Linked DNA regions of Mus musculus: region 2 is linked to region 1. The links are chromatin contacts, found by POLR2A ChIA-PET in ENCODE. All regions are on one chromosome and are shown on one strand. The core of a region is the stretch at or near the end of the contact, and the rest is flanking DNA. Distances in the headings are between cores, read along the strand shown. Region 1 holds the start of Vasp (vasodilator-stimulated phosphoprotein). Region 2 holds the start of Cd3eap (CD3E antigen, epsilon polypeptide associated protein).

Evidence for each region. ChIA-PET counts read pairs that join two places held with the same protein, here RNA polymerase II (POLR2A).
Region 2: POLR2A ChIA-PET joins it to region 1 with 13 read pairs in Patski. The contact joins the promoter of Cd3eap here to the promoter of Vasp in region 1. POLR2A ChIA-PET finds 5 or more read pairs at or near these places in 3 of 5 experiments (Patski and embryonic stem cell).

What each region holds. Positions count from the first base shown.
Region 1 is chr7:19,269,447-19,275,217 of GRCm38, reverse strand. Vasp (vasodilator-stimulated phosphoprotein) reads left to right here and starts at 3,364. Exons shown (of 13, transcript NM_009499.3): 1 at 3,364-3,704. The coding sequence starts at 3,700.
Region 2 is chr7:19,357,191-19,362,961 of GRCm38, reverse strand. Cd3eap (CD3E antigen, epsilon polypeptide associated protein) reads left to right here and starts at 3,479. Exons shown (of 3, transcript NM_145822.2): 1 at 3,479-3,574; 2 at 3,731-3,872; 3 at 4,946-5,771. The coding sequence starts at 3,553. Ppp1r13l (protein phosphatase 1, regulatory subunit 13 like) reads right to left here and starts at 1,746. Exons shown (of 13, transcript NM_001010836.3): 1 at 1,646-1,746.

The DNA of each region.
Region 1 (5,771 bases), core at 2,115-4,614:
AGGAAGTGGTGGCGAGCGCCTTTAATACCAGCACTTGGGGTTGGGGTAGGGGGCAGAGGCAGGAGGACTTCTGTGAGTTTGAAGCCAGCCTGGTCTATAGTGCAAGTTCCAGGACATCCAGAGCTACACATAACCAGAGAGAGAAAGGAGAGAGAGGAGAGAGAGAAAGAGAGAGAGAGAGAGAGAGAGAGAGGAGATTAATTGGTTCCTCGGGATGAGTATGCAGCTGAGTGGAACAGTCTTGCCTAGTGTGCAAACCCTGTGCACACACATGTGCACACAAACACATACACACACAGAAACACAAATGACCAGGCTTGCTATGCTTCAAGGGTTTCCACAGGGACTTTCTATTTGTGTGTACGTGTTTGTGTGCACATGTGCCCCTGTGTGCATGAGTATGTGGTGGAAGTTAAAGGTGGGCTTCAGGAACATTTTCCTTCACTGTTCTTTGCCTTATTTTAGAGACAGGATCTCAGCAAACCTGGCGCTCAGGGATGCAGGTAGCCAGTGAAGCACTGCAATCTGCCGTGTCCCGCTGCCTCCAGTACTGGTGATGTTAAGAGATGTATTTTTATATGGGTACTGGGGACCCCATACCCAGTCCTAATGATCACAGAACAGGCACATCACAGTCTGAAGCTGTGTCTCCAGGCCTGTTAAATGAGACTTTTACAGGAAAAAAAAAGCTAGCTTATGCTTTAATGAAGGCGATATGGAGCTACACTCTTCCCATTTCACAGAAGCTCACATGCAGTGTGGTTCTCCTTTAGTTGGATAACTGTTGTTCTAGCTTGGCCTTGTTGAGAACACAGAAGCCGATAAAAATCTGAGCTTGTTGTGGTGCACCCAGAGCCTGAGGGGCTCGGAGAATTATAGCCCAGTCCAGACCAACCTGTGGGTGGTGACTTCTCAGGGGATCAGAGGACCCTTCCATGGGGGTCACTTGAGACCATAGAAAACCACAGATAGTTACATCACGATTCATAACAGTAGCAACATTACAGTTATGAAGTGGCAAAGGAAAATCGTTTTATGGTTGGGAGGTCACCACAACACAAACTTTATCAAAGGGTCACAGCGTTAGGAAGGTTGACAATCACTGTCTTAGATGGATGCATGTGTGGGGGTAGATTACCCAGGGTTTTATTTTTCAGACAGGGTCTCACTCTGTAGCCCTGGCTGACTTGGATCTCACTATGTAGACCAGGCTGGCTGACCTGGAACTCATTATAAATAGTCAAGGCTGGCCTCTAATTCACCGAGACCTACTTTTACCCCTGCCTCCTGAGTGCTAGGGTTAAAGGTGTTGTGCTACCACATCTGGCCCATTTGTGGTTTTGGTTTTTTTGTTTTTTATGTGCACGGGTGTTTTACCTGTATGTATGTATGTCTATGTACCACATATGTGTCTGGAGCCTGTGGAGGCTAGAAAGGGCAATTAGATCTTTTGGAACCAGAGTTACATGTGGTTGTTAGCTGTCATGTGGGTGCTAGGAATTGAACCTGGGTCCTCTGCAAGAGCAGCCATTGCTCTTAATTGCTGAACCATTTCTCTATCTCTAGCCAATAAAGGAATTATCTTAAACCACAGATTCTTGTGTTTGCTTTTGTATATACTTGTGTGTGTGGTGTATATATGTGGTAGGTTTTGGTTTTTTGTTTGTTTGTTTGTTTGGAGACAGGGTTTCTCTGTATAGCCCTAGCTGTCCTGGAACTCACACTGTATACCCTGGCCTCGAACTCAGAAATCCGCCTGCCTCTGCCTCCCAAGTGCTGGGACTAAAGGCGTGCACCACCACTGCCCAGCCCATTTGTGGTTTTAATTTTAAGATTTACTTGTATTATTTTTAATTATATATGTGTATGGAGGTGGTGGGCATGCACATATGAACGTAACCCTATAATTACAGTTATTAGCCCTGTAAGTGTTGGGAATTGAACTTGGGTCCTCTGCAAAAGTAGCAAGTTTTTTTTTTTAATTTATTATTATATGTAAGTACACTGTAGCTGTCTTCAGACACACAAGAAGAGGACATCAGATCTCATTATAGATGGTTGTGAGCCACCATGAGGTTGCTGGGATTTGAACTCAGGACCTTTGGAAGAGCAGTCAGTGCTCTTAACCGCTGAGCCATCTCTCCATCCCCCCCCCCCCTTTAACTGCTGCCCTACTTCCACAGGCCACTTTTGTTCTTAAATATATAACCTCAGATGACGTTAAAGTCACCCTGTAGCCCAGGTTGGCCTCAAACTCGTGATCCTCTTGCCTCAGCCTCCTGGTTTGAGCAGGACAACTAACTGGTGTACTAGATTTTTTTAGAGCAGAATTACTGTAAGAGTTTGGCCTGAAGGTTGAGGTTCTTACAAGTGAAGGACAACAGGGAGCCAGCATAGCATCCAGGAAATGGATTGGCCAAAGGCCACGTGGATTGATTCTCGTGAGTTTGGGAGCGGGGGGACCCAAATAAGCTAAACCCATTCCCTGTCTCTGAGCCTCAGTTTCTCGATCAGTAAGTCAGGAACTGCCATTTTCTTAGAGTTACCGCCTTTCAGCCGGCCAGGTAGAGCTCTACGGGAGGGGCGTGTCTGCATGATGATGTAACTCTGGGCGGGGCCTATGGGTCCCACTGCGGAAGGCTTGGGGGAGGGGGGGCTCGACTCAGCCCGGACGTGTTGGCGGGGAAGGGGCTCTAGAGGAGGGTCTCCGGGCCTCTGAGCCTGCCGGATTGTTGGGACGATCCTACTACCCTCCGTGGGCAAAATTAAGCTGTAGCTGGGCCCGCGTGGGGAGCAGATCGGGGTCTCACCACCAACCCTTCGCTCCTAGTCTATCCCCCACCCTTACCCCCGCCCCCACCCCAACCACGACCCGGCCGCGGTGAGTCAGCGGCCCGCCGCGCCCCCTCGCTCACTTCCTCCACACCTTCCCCGGGAGGGTGGGGGGCGGCGAGGGGTGGGGCTCGGCCTGAGAAGCGAGATCTGGGGAAGAGAAGTGCGGAAGTGTTACTTAAAGGTGGAAATTGATGAGATCCCTTGCTTAACCAAGGGTACCCCCATCCCCCAAAAAATAAACTGAGAAGTCCACGGAGCGAGTTGGAGTGGAGAACCTACACCCCCAGATCTCTACTAAAGAATTTGATAGTGGAGACAGCTAGAGATCAAAGAAAGGCCCCTTGTCTCTTCCACCAAGCTTTCCCCTCCAACTCCGGAGTGAGGCTCAGGGTGCACCCCCACGCCACAAGACCGGGAAAGGAGTGCAATTGCGGAAGCCCAAGGTTCCGCGTTGCCTTTTAAACGCTCTCCATCCCCCGCCTGGAGGCGTCCACGGCCCCTTTAAGGCGCAGGGAATTGTGGGTACGGGGAGTGGAATTTTGGAACGAAATGTAGCAAAGAGAGTACAGTAGTAAGAGTAACCGCGTAGGTGCAGCCGGCCGAGGGGGTGCGCCGGCGAGGTTCGGACGCTGCACCCCGCTTTCCATCGCAGGGGATCCCAGCACATCAGAACACCGGTGGGAGGAGGCGCCTGAAGACCCGCCCCGGCCCGGTCCACGTTCTCCCCAGGAAGCTGGACTCTATGGGGCGGGACCCCGAGAGAGACTGAGCAGAACCTGGAGCCAGCCCCGCACCCCTGCACTTCCAATCAGGGGCGCCCCGGGAGCACTCCCCGTGGGCGCGCCGCCCGCCCTCCGCGCAGCCATGAGGTGAGCCCCGAACCCTCCAGCCGGGTCCCAGCCGGGAGCCGGCTCCGCGCCCCGCCTTTGTCCCCCTCCCCCCCTCCAGCGCATTTGGGGCTAGATTTAGGGGACACAGCGCTTTGGGCGTCCCAGATCTGAGCCGGTGCCTTCTGGAACGATCTCTAAATATCGACACCCCGTTTCTCCACACTACTCCCTAAAGGCTTGGGGCGGTGCCGGCTGAGGTTCTCTTGATGGCTTTCAGGTTTAGGGGCGCTCTCGGGACTCAGAATTTGAAGACTTTTGGGGGGAGCACCTCTGAGTTCTCAGATAGTCAGATCCTCGCAGGGATGATCTAGTATAAGCGGGCTCAGAGTTACCGCCCCCAAACTCAAAACCAGGTGGGAGGCTGGCTAGAGAACCCTAGCCCTAAAACTCTTGAGTCTCAGGTTGTGGTTGGAATTCGGATCCTTGCGTCTAGGGCACTGGATGAGAGTCCCAGAGTGGAATCGCGGTCCTTAACTTTAGGGGCACTTCTTGATGTTCCTAAATTTGGTGGACACCGAGGTTCTCCTGTGGAGGAGTTCTTGGGAATCTGGCCCACGGGGCCTAGAGGGTCTGGATGGGACTCTTCTCCCCTTAGGCAACCAGGTTGGGTCCTAGGGCCCTGGAGCACTCCAGGCCCAGGGCGGCTCCTGGACCCCCGGGCCAGAGGACGGTTCTGGTCCCCCCCCCCCAACCTGGTGGCCGGGGAGGGAGGGGGCGCAGCAGCTGGGGGAGGGGGGCCTTTGTCTTCCTGACTCACCTGTCGAGACAGCTGGTGTGGGGGGCGGGCCCCCGAGTGAGCACTGTGGCCAGCTGCTTTCCCCACACCACAGTCCCTCCCCCTGGGCTCAATGTCGCTGGGTGTTACCCCCTTCCCCAGGCCGTGGGATTGGAGGAGGGGGCGCTGGAAAGCGTCAAGGTCATAGCCTTCTCCCTCAGGGACCCAGGCTCACTAGCTTCTTCCAGCTCTCTTCCTAGGAATTTAATCTTGTAGGTGAGGGGGATACAAAGATTTTTTTTTTCTTTTTTCTTTCTTTTTTTTTTTTTTTGTATGTCTTCCCTGGGACTTGCCCTGAACTCCTGGGCTCACCTGAGGGCGGGGCCTGGCCTGACAGAGGCCTCCCCTCCTCTCAGCCCCAGCCACCCCCACCCCCCCATAATCTCTCCCTTGGGGCCACATCTTGACAATACTGTCTCCCTTCCTCCACTTTGGCTGGGACTTCCTGCCCCAAAGCCCCTGGCTGGAGGAGGAGTCTCCTGGGGACAGTTTGGGCTTAACCTCCCATGTGCACATCCTCCAGTCTTGCCCTCTGACATCTAGGTGACATTCCTCTCTAGGACCCTGAGCTAGGACCCCTCCCTCCCTCCCGGCCTCCCAAGTCTGTCCCTTGGCTTGTGGGAGTGTTGGGATTTGGAGCAAGAAGGGGTACATTGAGACACCCTGGAGACTTCCTGCCTGGCCTTCCCTCCCCCATGGGAGCTCTGTCCCCCTAAAGGGGGTCAGTTCCTCCACTGCGCCCCGCTGCCCCCAGCCCCGCCCCACCCCCACCCGTTTCCGGTCCCAGGCCCGGTGGAAGGCGGATGGCGGATGTCCGAGTTAGTGCCGCCTCACTCGCTGAGACCGTAAAAGGGCAGGAGCAACGTCTAGGCCGGCCCCCTGCACTCCCACCCCCAGCCCCGGTCCTCCTGCAGCCCGCCCCGCTCTGGCTGTGGCCAGTGCCAAACCTCCCTCCCTCCCCTGAGGGTAGGCACAAGTTGAAGGAATCCCCCACCCTCTTAGGAAAGGGTCTCCCTCGTCCTTGGTCAATTGCTGGGCTGTGTCACTTCTCCAAGGACAGCTAGGATTAGAGACAGAGACCCCGACCCATTCCTTATTTCCTTATTCCCAGCTGGGTAAACTGAGCCCTGCCCCCAAGACTTTGAATCTTGGCTCCAGCGCCCTCAGAGGTCTTATGCTGTGGTGGGGAAGGGGGCAGGACTGGTTTGACTGGGGACAGCCCTAGGGGGAGTGGGAAGGGAGGTGGTTGAGATGGAAAATTACAAGATACG
Region 2 (5,771 bases), core at 2,230-4,729, 88 kb before region 1:
CTGCACGCTAGGTGAGCACTCTACTGGCTGAGCCACACATCAACCCCTTCCTTCTGCGCTTCTAAGAGCTGTGCGTTCTGTTGCCAGTGGTCTCAACCGCCTGAGCCTCTAGACCACAGGACCCTAATTCTCCCACCAGAGAGCAACAGTGACTATCCCCAGGAATGTAGGGCTACGGCAGGATGAGAGGCCCTGGAAGGTTCCAGACAGAAACTGGAAAGTTCCCAGGACCAGCCTCAGTTTCCCCATTGCTAGGGAGGCATCCTCTCGGGGGTCAACGAACTCCACTGAAGGTGGAACTCGCTGTTTCTACCTTTGGGTGATTGCCAAATGCCTGTGTGGACAGAGAGACCCATCCTGACCTGAGCCTGGCAGGACACACACAGCCTGTGCTGGCAGCTGTGGCTATTGTTCCTTAGCTTCATTTCAGGCTGTCACTCCAGCCCAGGCATTCGCAAACACCCTCCCTCTTCAGACCCTTCTCCCCCACCAGCTTCGTAATCCCCCTACATAAGGGCTCAGAGGTGGAGAGACAGTGGGAGGTGCGTGCCTGCCCCTGCCCTCTCCCTGGCTCAAGGACAGACAGACACCTCCAGAATTAGCCTCCCTCCCTCCCTTATCTCCCATAATACCTCAGGTCAGACAGATGGAAGTGGAGGCAACATGCCTCACCTCTGGGTCACAAGGAGCCCCACCCCAGGAGGAAGAAGGTTAATTAGAAAAGCTGGTGGCAGTGAAGGAATTCCTTCCACACACAGACAGCTGTCACAAGAGCGAAGGAGACGTCCAATTCAACTGCCTGTATGGCCCGCCAGCCTGTTTACCACTTCCATTCTCTGTAACGCATAACGCAGCAGTACACGGCCACAGAAGCCTACCAGATCCAGCCCTGCAGTCCTGTTATTCTGCCCTGGGCTCTAGAATGACTTTACCAAACACCACCTATTTCCCATCCCGTGGGGGCAATAAGAGGTCTGACTCCCGCTTCCGCTAGGGGGCGCTCCTGGGCGAATGTGACTCCTCTGGTTAGGCAGGTCTGACGCCCCAGCTAATGACATGTTGGGGTTCGCTCAGCGGCACAGAAGAGGTTGGAGAGCTGCCCCGGCTTCTCACTCCCTGCCCCCATCCCAAAACCAGAAGGTGGGGTGTAGCGCACACAGCCTCCTGAGAAACCCACGCCCCTCGTGCTTGTCCCACTCTTTTCGAAGACCAGGATCCACTAGTCCAGTGCCACTAATTTTACTCAAACACCTAGTGGTTCGGTGCTGAAGGCAGCTGGAGGGTGACCGGGCGCCGGACCATTCTAGAACGTCCTGATCTCCCACATCTGCCCCAAATACAGAGACCCGGGACCTCAACAGCACCCTAAGACACTTCCAAGGGTCCCCAATTAAAGTATTCAAAAAATTCCAGCTCCAATAACTCCCCAGGACCAAGGGCTCCGAGCACCACTAAGAGCAGATGTCCAAACCCCCTATCCATCTGCCCAGTAAAGTCGGCACCCCAGTTCCTTCTTTCCAGGGATCCAGGCGTGAGCTCCCCACACTATTCCCCTGGACTTAAGGTCCGAGTTTCCAATAAGTCTTCCCAGGAACGCGGTATCCGGTTCTGGGGTGGCTGGACCCTGGGTGGGGGTGGAACTCACGCGTCGGGGCAGATCCTGGCACCGGGGGGCTTTTCCTCGGGCTCCGGCTCCGGCTCCAGCGGCGGGGAGCGGAGGACGGGGCGGGGCAGTCGCCTGGGAACAGGTTAGACGACGTGACTCTGACTGGAGGGAGGCGTGTCCCTCGGAGGAGGGGGAACTGCGGTTGCCTGGAGCACCTTGGGATTTGTAGTCCCGAATGGGCGAGGCGCCGCCAGGGACACTTCCATTTGGAGTCAGACGCGATCCATTTGACAGTCAGCCAGAGCTAGGTCCAGAAGATCATGGACGTCCTGGACGGCGAAATGCACAAGAATTTAGACCCTCACCTCACTATGGGTACAAGGGAAGAACCCCTGAGCCCTTTCCCACTCCTCCAGGCTCAGTGTCCCCTTGCCTGAGTGAAGATTTGGACACTTAAGGAGGAGATGGGAGGCGCGGAGAAATTCACACGACCAATACTATGGCGAGAAAAGGACCCACCTTAATCAGGACTCCAAGCCCCGGGTTATCTGTCTAAATAAAACAAAAAATAAAAATAAGGGGCCTCTAATCCTAGTACTTAAGAAGCAGAGACAGGCGCACCTCTGAAAGTTCAAGGCCATCCTGATCTACACAGCGAATTCCGAGCCAGCCTGGACTACATAAAGAGACCCTGTCTCAAAAAAACAAAACAAAACATCACAGCATTGGCGATTTACTGGCGTGCCTAGCAACAAGCTGAACTACAATCCCCAGCAGACTCCTGACCGACGTCCATCGCCAGCCACCTTCGAGTTATCTGGGAATTGGAGTTTTGAAGCCCACAAAGGGCGAGCCCCAGAGTTTCTCGCCCACGCGCGAGGGTGGACACATAGTCTGGAGATTCCTGGCGGAGGGAACACTCCTTCGTAGCCTTGGTGACCTCTGTTCTCAAAAGCCTCAGAAGAAGGGGGGAGCATCCCAATGCTGGAGGAGTCTCCAAAATCTCCGCAGAAGGGGCGGGCAGCGACGCTGACACACCGGCCAGGAATGCAGTCGAGTCTCCCTGTCTCGCCACCGTCCCGCGGCTCCACCCGCCACCCCATGCGCTGCAGTCCTGCTGGGAGGGGGCGTGGGCACGTCCCCCAAATCCCACGTGCACGCGCCGCTGTTTACTTGGGCCGCGGAGCAGACAGGGACCGACCAGCTGCACCTCTACCTGCCTCGGAACCGTGAGGAATACTTCCCATTCCGGACACTAAGTCCACGAGGACATCTACAAGTCTTCCCTGACACTAACCCTCACCCCGTTTCAAGCCAGGCTCTGGGGCTCTGGGGTCCGAGGCTCCTCCCATGACTCTGCAGACTCCTCCCCCTCAGTTTCCCGCTTCCCCTAGACTTCAGAAGCTCCGCCTCTGATTGCTATTAAAATGCTCCGTTCGTACACTTTTCTCTATTTTCCGACCTGGTTCAGTTAAATCTTCCACGTTCGCTGCACCAGGGACTTCCGAAGATACACTCTAGCTTTAAAAGTACAATCGTGACAACCAGAATTCTTACCTAGCTTTTGCAAGAATGCTGCAAATAGATCTTCTGTCTCTTTAAAAGCCGTGGCCTAGGCGAGTCACTGCCCCTTTAAGACGGTGTTGGAAGAAACCACGTGAGCAAAGTTGTCGGGGGAACAGGCACCCTAGATCCGAGCTAGCTTGCGTTTCTGACGAACAGGGAACTGATTTCCCCCTGCAGGGCATCGTCGAGAAATTATTTAATCCTATGCTGTGTGAAATTTAAGAGTGGAGGTTATCCGGGTTCTGCAAATAGTGACAGCGCCGAGCCACGGCCCAGCTCTCCTACAGGACTTGGATGCTTCCGGGTGCGGCTCCACCCCTTGGATCCACGTGGTGGGCAGCGTTCCGCGCAGGTCCTGCGTGGGCCCCTCCGGAGCTGGAATGGCGGGTACCCAGGCCTGCAGTGAGTGGAGCTTGAACTGGTGGAGACGAAGGGCATCCGGGAGGGTCTGGGTGCAGAAGGGGTTGGGGAGGGCTGCCGGGCGGGTGAGGGACCAACGGGTACTTTGAGAGGTTGGCCATGTCAAAAGGACCCCCCCCCCCGACTGTCTCCTCTCAGGTGCCACTCGGTTCTCCTGCCCTCCCCACTTCACGGAGATGTCGCCAGACTCGGAACCCTCCCGTTTCTCCTTGGAGGCGCTTACAGGTCCAGATACAGAACTGTGGCTTATCCAAGCCCCTGCAGACTTCGCCCCACAATGGTGAGTGTCGCTTCCAGGCCACCTACGGGGAGGATTCCCCCCCACCCCCCCACCCCAGAGGCTGAACTCACTGTAGAACGTGAACCAGAACTTTAGAAGGCTTTTTTTGAAAATTCGAGACAGAGTTTCTCTGTGTAGCTCCGGCTGTCCTAGAGCCTGTTATGTAGAGCAAGCTGACCTCGAACTCAGAGAGATTCTGCCTCCGGAATGCTGGGGTTAAAAAGGCGAGTTGCCACCACCGGACTAGATGGCATTTCTGAGCAACCCGGAAATGCTGCTTTGGGTTGTTTTGAAACAGTCTTATTCGGTAGCCCGGGCTGGTTTCAAAGAACCAGCCTTCCCCAGCCCGTTTCCTGAGTGCTGGGATTGAAAGTGGGTGTACAGGTTCTGCTGTTTTAGAGTCTTTATTCATTAATGTATATAAGCAGTCTGTGTGCTTCTATGCTTTCGTAATCGAAGGGTGCATCAGACAGAAGATGGTGTCAGATCCCACTGTAGATGGTTGTGAGCCACTCTGGTTGCTGGGAACTCAGCACCTCAGGATGAGCAGCCAGTGCTCCCAACCACTGAACCGACTCTCCATCCGTTTGGAGAACATTATATCCCATGTAGTATTTAAACTTCTGATCCTCCTGCCTCTACCCCCCAAATACAGCCACTATGCCCAGTTTTATGCAGTGCCGATGAACAAATCCAGAGGCTGTTCATGCTAGACAACACACTCCATGCCCGACCGAGACTCATCCCCTGCCTGCCTTACACATCACTTAACCAGTAATCGTGGGGATTGGCTATAATGTCAGCACTTGGGAGGCTGAGGCAGGAAAACAGTAGACTTCAAGGCCAGCATGAGCGAGGGAGTACTAAGCTGGCCTCACTCACACACACAGAGCGTGTATCCCAGTACCTGGAAGGCGGCCCTGGGCTGGTCAGGCCTAGGCAGCCCGCAAACCCCCAGGTGCTTGTTTGGTTGCAAACAGGAAACAGAACTCAGGGTCTTACACCTGGGTTCTAGCTCTGAGCTGCACCCTAGCCGGGCAAAGGTTAGCCACTCTCTCCCTTTCCCTCCTCAGTCTCAATGGGCGGCGTGTACCTCTTTCTGGCTCCAAGACTGTTAAGGGCAAACTGGATGGCAAGAAGCACCGATACCGGGTATTTACCAGCAGTCCCCAGGCCCGAGAAGCCACCTTGCTCGCATCTTCATCAGAGGCAGGTGGCAGACTCACCTGCGCCCCGGCCCCCAGTGGGAGCTTAAGGATCATGGAGGGTCCTCAAGAATATCTTCTCTCTCGGGTCCCCCTGCAGCTGATCCCTACAAGTCTGCCACCTCAGATCCCTGCTGGCCTGCGGCCTCGCTTCTCCGCCTTTGGCGGCAGCCCTCCCGTCACGGGGCCAGGTTCAGCCTCAGCTCTGAGGTCACCAACTTCAGGGAAGAGGAAAAGTACAAGAAAGGGTACAGATGCCTCCTCAGACACTCAGGAGGCTGTGAACAGGCACGGGGCCATGGAAGTAAAAACAGCCTTGGGTAACCTAGGAGTGAGTGTGAAGAAGAGAAAGAGGTATTTCATGCAGGAGGAGATGGAAGCCAAGACAATGGAGCCCGTGGCAGAGCTGCCAGTCCCATCTGCCACCAGCAGCAAGAAGAGGAAGAAGTCCAAGGGGACAGAGACATCCCAGGTGGAGCACACAGAACCTGTGGCTCAAACAGAGCCTCCTGAGGGGACCTTCCTGTTCCCCACCAAAAAGAGGAAGAGGCAGAAGGAAGCTGATGGGACAGAGGAAGTGGATGGTATAGTGGCTGACTCTCAGCCACAGGTCATTGTGGAAGCCCAGGAGGAAACCATCCTCCTGTCCCCCACAAAGAAGAGGAGAAAGGAAAAGAGACAGAATTTGGGGATG